2 separate regions of the Homo sapiens genome follow, and region 2 is linked to region 1. Evidence: chromatin contacts called from ENCODE Hi-C or POLR2A ChIA-PET data. All regions are on one chromosome and are shown on one strand. Each heading gives the region's core, a stretch centred on a gene start or an enhancer-like site at or near the end of the contact. The rest is flanking DNA. Distances are from core to core; before and after follow the strand shown.

The links. Hi-C counts contacts between places; a loop is a spot of excess contacts on that map. ChIA-PET counts read pairs that join two places held with the same protein, here RNA polymerase II (POLR2A).
Region 2: a map of posterior vena cava shows a loop between it and region 1 (5-fold over the local background). The contact joins the enhancer-like site here to the promoter of CHST3 in region 1. A Hi-C loop is called at or near these places in 1 of 168 maps with a recorded cell type or tissue (posterior vena cava). POLR2A ChIA-PET finds 5 or more read pairs at or near these places in 1 of 52 experiments (PC-9).

The regions. Positions count from the first base shown.
Region 1 is chr10:71,962,882-71,965,973 of GRCh38, reverse strand. It overlaps CHST3 (carbohydrate sulfotransferase 3), which reads right to left and starts at 1,579. Exons shown (of 3, transcript NM_004273.5): 1 at 1,280-1,579.
Region 2 is chr10:72,739,259-72,742,350 of GRCh38, reverse strand. The region is part of intron 1 of MCU (mitochondrial calcium uniporter); the gene reads right to left. Among named protein-coding and RNA genes, the nearest start is that of MIR4676, 20 kb to the right of the region's middle. Within about 2 kb of position 1,655, at least 6 of the 41 ENCODE cell types and tissues checked have a DNase peak (open chromatin) inside an H3K27ac peak, as active enhancers do; they include PC-9, where a contact is called at or near this core.

The DNA.
Region 1 (3,092 bases), core at 330-2,829:
TAGCCAGATACAGAAATGAAGCTTTTCCTGCTGCCCTCTTAGAGGGGCAGAGGCCAATGATGAGCTCCAGTCTCCCAAGGCCAGCCCACGGGACACAGTGGAACACACAGTGCCTGGGCCACTGGCCCAAGCAGATCAGGCAGGGCTCCTAGGAGCTACTCAGGCCCCCTTCTCTGCTGGAAAATCAATTTCAACCCAGCAGAGGCCCACTGGCCTTGCCGCACAGTGAGTCCATAATGAATGATAATTACCGGTGTCATTATTCATCAAGCAAGTACTGACTGAGTGCCCACTGTGCCAGGCACTATGCTAGGCCCAGGACAATCCCCCGTACATCCTGGGGCCCAGCAACACCACGCATCAGAAACCAAACACAACTTCAGGTGCAAGGAAAATAATGAAGGCGTCAGGCCTGCCTTGGTTTCTCCCTAACCTTTTAGGCTTAAATCCCCCCACCTCCCCTTACCCCGTCCACACCCAGGACTGGAATCTGCTCACCCGGTTCCCTTGGAAGTCCCTGGAGGAAGCACATCCGCTGGGGGGAAGGGTCCCTGCTTCCCTGGAAGACTGTCACGGCCACTACCCTTCTGTCTAGCGCAGCAACGGCCTGCCAGCCTCTTCCACGCTGCTCACAGACCCTGGCACGCCGGCTCTGAGTTTATGAATCACTCCCTCCTCTCTCCGGGCCTCGCCTCCGGAAGGGCTTCGCACACTCACACATCACCCAGACACCGAGTTTCCACACCAAATTCGCTCCTGCAGAACTCCGAGAACCGACTGCAACATCTGCTCCCCTTGGTCTCGGGGTTCTGGCCACAAGTTTTCAAAACCCAGGCAGCCTCTCTCCTGCCCGCTGCGCTTTGGGGGCTCCCTCTCCTTGGGGGCTGCGGGGGCAGCAGACAAAGGCCGTGGATGTGACGGAGGGGTGTGAGGACGTGCCTGCTGTAGAGGCCAAATCCCCCGCGCTCCCAGGAATGTGCATTTCGGTGTGTGGCATGTGCCTGGCCGGTGTGGGTGTGCGCAGATCAGCCTGCGCCGTGTGCGGGGTATGAGTGGCGATGAGCTGTGTGTACCTGGCAGGTGTGATCCGGTTGCAGCGGGTTGTGGGTGCCTGCCTGGGCTTTTCCCCGAGCTGGGAACTCCACCTCCCACCGTCCGCTTCGCCCCCTTCTCCCTCCAAAGTCTGGCGCGCGCGCCTGGACGCGGAAGGCGGGGGCTCCCGGCTGGGCGGCCTCCCCCGGGCTGGGCGGCGGTTCCAGGACGCCGGCGCCCCACTTACCCCGGCCGCCGAGACTCCACCGGCGGCCCCGACCCTCCGCGGCTGGGGTCCGGCGCGGGCAGCATCCGCTCGCAACTTCGCTTTCCTCCTGGAAGATCCCGGCAGAAGCGGTTCCGCGGCCCCGGCGCCCGCGCGGCCCGAGCTGTGCGTCTTCTCCGGGGCGGGCCGGAGGGATGGAGGCGCTGCGGGGCCGGTCGGCACGCTGGAAGGGAAGCGGCGCCAGGCGGGCGCCGTCCTGCGCAGCGAGCCTGCGAGAGGTCCTGCCTGGCGCCCTCCCCGCTCAGGCCCGAGCCGGCTAGCGGCGGCGGATTCCTGAACCGCGTCCAAGGCGTCCGGGAGCCCTTCTCCTCCTCCTCCTCCTCTTCCTCACCCCACCCAGCTCCCACCCCTGCGCGCCCGGCAACTTGGGAACCGTTGGCGAAGTTGGCGCTGCTCGGGCCGCGAGCCGGCCGGGCCTCTGGGGGAGGAAGGGGAGGAGAAGGAGGAGCTGGCGGGAGAGGAGAGGAGGGGAGAGAGGGGAGAGAGGGGAGCCGCCCCCGGGGAGCCGCTGTCTCCAGGACCCCTCTGCGGGCCTTTGTTCCGGGCGCTGCCCCTCGGCCCTCCAGTCCCCGGGGACTCGCTTGGGGCCGCTCGGGTATCCACGCTCTCCTGGCGAGGCTGGTGGGTGGAGGCTGCTTGGAGAACCCCCTTGGCTTCTCCGTGCCGGAGCGCCCGGGGCCGTTACGGCCGCCCCCTCCCCCGACCTTTGCCAGGGAGACCCTCTGGCTGCACGGGTTCCCCATCATCTCTGCCCGGAGAGGATCTTCCTGCTCCCCCCTGGGGCAAGTGGGCTGGAGGACGGTTTCCCTGGTTCCAAAGAACAGAGCACCGTCTCCCTGGGCGGCAGCAGGTCCCACATCCGCCCTCCTGCACTTTCCTGCGCCGCCAGCCAGTCCAAGGCTCCCCTAATTCAAGAACTGGGAAACGGGAGGGACAGAGGGTCTTCCCGGCCCGCCAGGGCTGCCTGGCATTATCTTCGGACCCTCCCAGGCAGCTGGGTCTCCGGCCGGGCTGCCAGGCAAGTGGGGTCCCAGTCGCCTCCCGTGCATGGCGTGGTCGGCTGGGCAGCACCGGCTGCGGGGTGCAAAGGCCAGCTTCTCGAGGGATGAGGTAAAGGGCTCAGAACTGGAACACAAACCGAACCTCCCTGTTCCTTTCCGAATCCTGGTGATGGCCCTGTCCCCGAGAAGGCGAGAACGTCTTGGATTCCACTTGCTGGGCATTCCTCCTGGGACTTCCAGTACGTAACGTCATGAGCTAATTCAGGCCTAAGACAGCACTCCTGACATTTAATGGGATAGTATGGGGTTTAGACAATAAGTTATTTCCTGTACAGGAGAAGTAGGAAAATCCAAAAAAGCTAAAACCTGATTATCTACACTTGGCCTCCCTCTGCCATTCTCAGCATTTACAGATGGACAGCAAATAGAGAACCAGATAGAACTAATCCTGACCCTGTTAGGGACAAGTTGCCCCAGGAACCCCCCGCCCCACACACAATGCAGCTGACCCTTACCCTGAATACTCCGAAGCTGCATTCCTGGACCCTTATCTAGGTGCTACAGCAAGGTCACCAGACTTGCTTACAGCCCAACAGGCAGCATGGGGAAGGTCACGAGAAATGTGGATAAACTTAAGTTACACCCTCTTCTAAATTCCTATATTGTAAGCGGTCACGAGATGATATGTGGTAAAGTTAACCGACAACCCCAGGGTCTCTCTCCCCCATATGAACCCCTCATTTTATAAGCTCCAGGGCTGCCTCCTCTGACTG
Region 2 (3,092 bases), core at 406-2,905, 780 kb before region 1:
CTTCACAATGGGGATATACTCTGAAAAATGCATCCTTAGGCAATTTCATCATTATGCAGGCATCACAGTGTACTTACACAAACTGAGATGGTACAGCCTACTACATATCTAGGACATATGGTATGTCCTATTGCTCCGAGGCTACACACCTGTACAACATGTTCCTGTAACAAATAGTATAGGCAACTGTAAAACAATGGTAAATATTGGCATATCTAAACATAGAAAAGGTACAGTATACGATACTATAATCTTATGGGACCATCCATATATGCAGGTTATGGTTGACTGCAATGTCGTTTTTGTTTTTTTTTTTTTTTTTTTTTTTGAGACGGAGTCTTGCTCTGTCGCCCAGGCTGGAGGGCAGTGATCTCGGCTCACTACAAGCTCCGCCTCCCGGGTTCACGCCATTCTCCTGCCTCAGCCTCCCCAGTAGCTGGGACTACAGGCGCCCGCCACCATGCCCGACTAATTTTTGGTATTTTTAGTAGAGACAGGGTTTCACCGTCTTAGCCAGGATGGTCTCGATCTCCTGATGTCGTGATCCACCCGCCTCGGCCTCCCAAAGTGCTGGGATTACCGGCGTGAGCCACCAGGCCCAGTCTCCAATGTCGTTTTGCAGTGCATGACTATACACAGAAAAGGATAAGAAGACTAATCAGACAGAAGTTTTAGATACACATAACCTACAAGCCATCATCAACTTGGCAGCATAACACAGGAAATGTCAACACTGGTGGCCACTGACCACAGGGAACATGGACACTCTTCTCACTGTTAAGATGCCTCTCACTTTACCTGGCATGGAAATATCTTCTACTGTCAAAAGAAGACTGTCTCTCTATGTTTATCCTTTTCAGTAAATGCCAGTAAACTGGACATATTTTTGACATAATTTGCTTATGCTTATTGAAATCTGTATTTAGTTATGGTCAAGAAAATGCTACTCTCGCCAGGCACGGTGGCTCACGCCTTTAATCCCAGCACTTTGGAAGGCCAAGGCGGGCGGATCACCTGAGGTCAGGAGTTTGAGACCGGCCTGGCCAACATGGTGAAACCCCACCTCTATTAAAAATACAAAAAATTAGCCGGGTGTGGTGGTGGGCGCCTGTAATCCTAGCTACTTGGGAGGCTGAGGCAGGGGAATCACTTGAACCCAGGAGGCAGAGGCTGAAGTAGGCCGAGATCGTGCCACTGCACTCCAGGCTGGGGGACAGAGTGAGACTCCGTCACACAAAAAAAAAAAAAAAAAGAAAAAGAAAACGCTATTCTCTCAAGAACTCAATTATAAACTCATTAACTATTGTATCTGAGAAAAAAAGATTGTTAATTGTGTTTACAATTAAATATATAAATAAATGCATGACTAAGTAAATATTAATATATTGTTGATAACTATTAAAATACAATGGAAAAGCCTATATTACGTTAAACACAGTTAGAATCCTTTTATGTATCCAAGAAGTCTTTGCCTATGAGATTGTAAACTTTTTCTCTCAGAACCATGCTCTCATCTCCCCTCTGTCACAATTGGATTAAATGGATCTTTCCTGAGAGCTCACTGAGACACAGCCACACTTAACAGCAGCACACTGGCTGCCCCAGCAAAGGAGCAAATGACTCATAGCACCTGCTGGTTTGAACTCAACCCTTGTACTACATTAGCTCTTACGACCTCACTGGAATCCAAATCAGAAATCAGGAAAACAAACATGCAAAATATAAATAGGAATACAAGTGAGAAGTCAGAAAGAAATATAGAAATAAAAATCACAATTCTGAAGCTTCATTGTTCAAGACATTCCAACAAAACTGATAAATAAGTTTGATTTTGGAAAACCATTTCTAATAGTATATTCTAGTCATTTCACTATTAACAAATTATGGAGCTTCCCATCCTGAGATAATGGAAGAGTCAGGTTCACACCAGAAGTGAGAAAATCATGAAGATAACACCCTTTTTTTTTTTTTTTGAGACAGAGTCTCACTCTGTTGTCAGGCTGGAGTGCAGTGGTGTGATCTTGGCTCACTGCAATCTCTGCCTCCCGGGTTCAAGCAATTCCCCTGCCTCAGCCTCCTGAGTAGCTGGGACTACAGGTGCACACCACCATGCCCGGCTAATTTTTTATATTTTAGCAGAGACGAGGTTTCATCATGTTGGCCAGATGGTCTCCATCTCCTGACCTTGTGATCCGCCCACCGCAGCCTCCCAAAGTGCTGGGATTACAGGCGTGAGCCACCGTGCCCGGTGATGGCACTCTTTTTACAGTTGGCCACAGAACAGTAGGCAAGACAGCTACTAACCAACACACATCGAGGAGAAAAGACAATGATTGATGGGATCATAAGAGAAGAGAATAAAAATCTTAATTTTCAGCTGGGCACGGTGGCTCACACCTGTAATCCCTGCACTTTGGGAGGCTGAGGCAGGCAGATCACTTGAGGTCAGGAGTTCAAGACCAGCTGGCAAACAGGGTGAAACCCTGTCTCTACCAAAAATACAAAAATTAGCCAGGCATGGTGGTGTGCACCTGTAATCCCAGCTACTCGGGAGGCTAAGGCAAGACAATCACTGGAACTCAGGAGGCGGAGGTTGCAGTGAGCTGAGATCGCACCACTGAATGCCAGCCTGGTCTCAAAAAAAAAAAAAAAATCTTAATGTTCTTCATTGGCTAACTTCATATACCAAGCCTACTTTTAGAGGAAAGAGGCTGAATAATCACATACCCCTAAAGCGGTACCCCTGGAAAAAGTCAGACTTTGGGAACATAAGAAGTTGGCTTTCTTTAAAACGAAAAATGTTTCTCTGTTTCATAAACAAAAAAGGCCTGAAAGACTACTCCCAGGAAGACCATTAAAATGCTGAATTCACCTAGAACTAAAGTTAACATTTTAAAGCTGGAATTCAAAGGAAAAAAAGCACATATATAGTCTGACTTTTATAGCTTTTCCAATTCCCAATACAGGATTTTTAAAATCCTATTTGATGCAATACAATTTAACGAGATTCCAGTTGTGCTAAAAATAATTCCAAATGTTATTTTTAAAGTGCACTGAAAGGAACGGTCTATCTCAAATTCAAATATATGAAC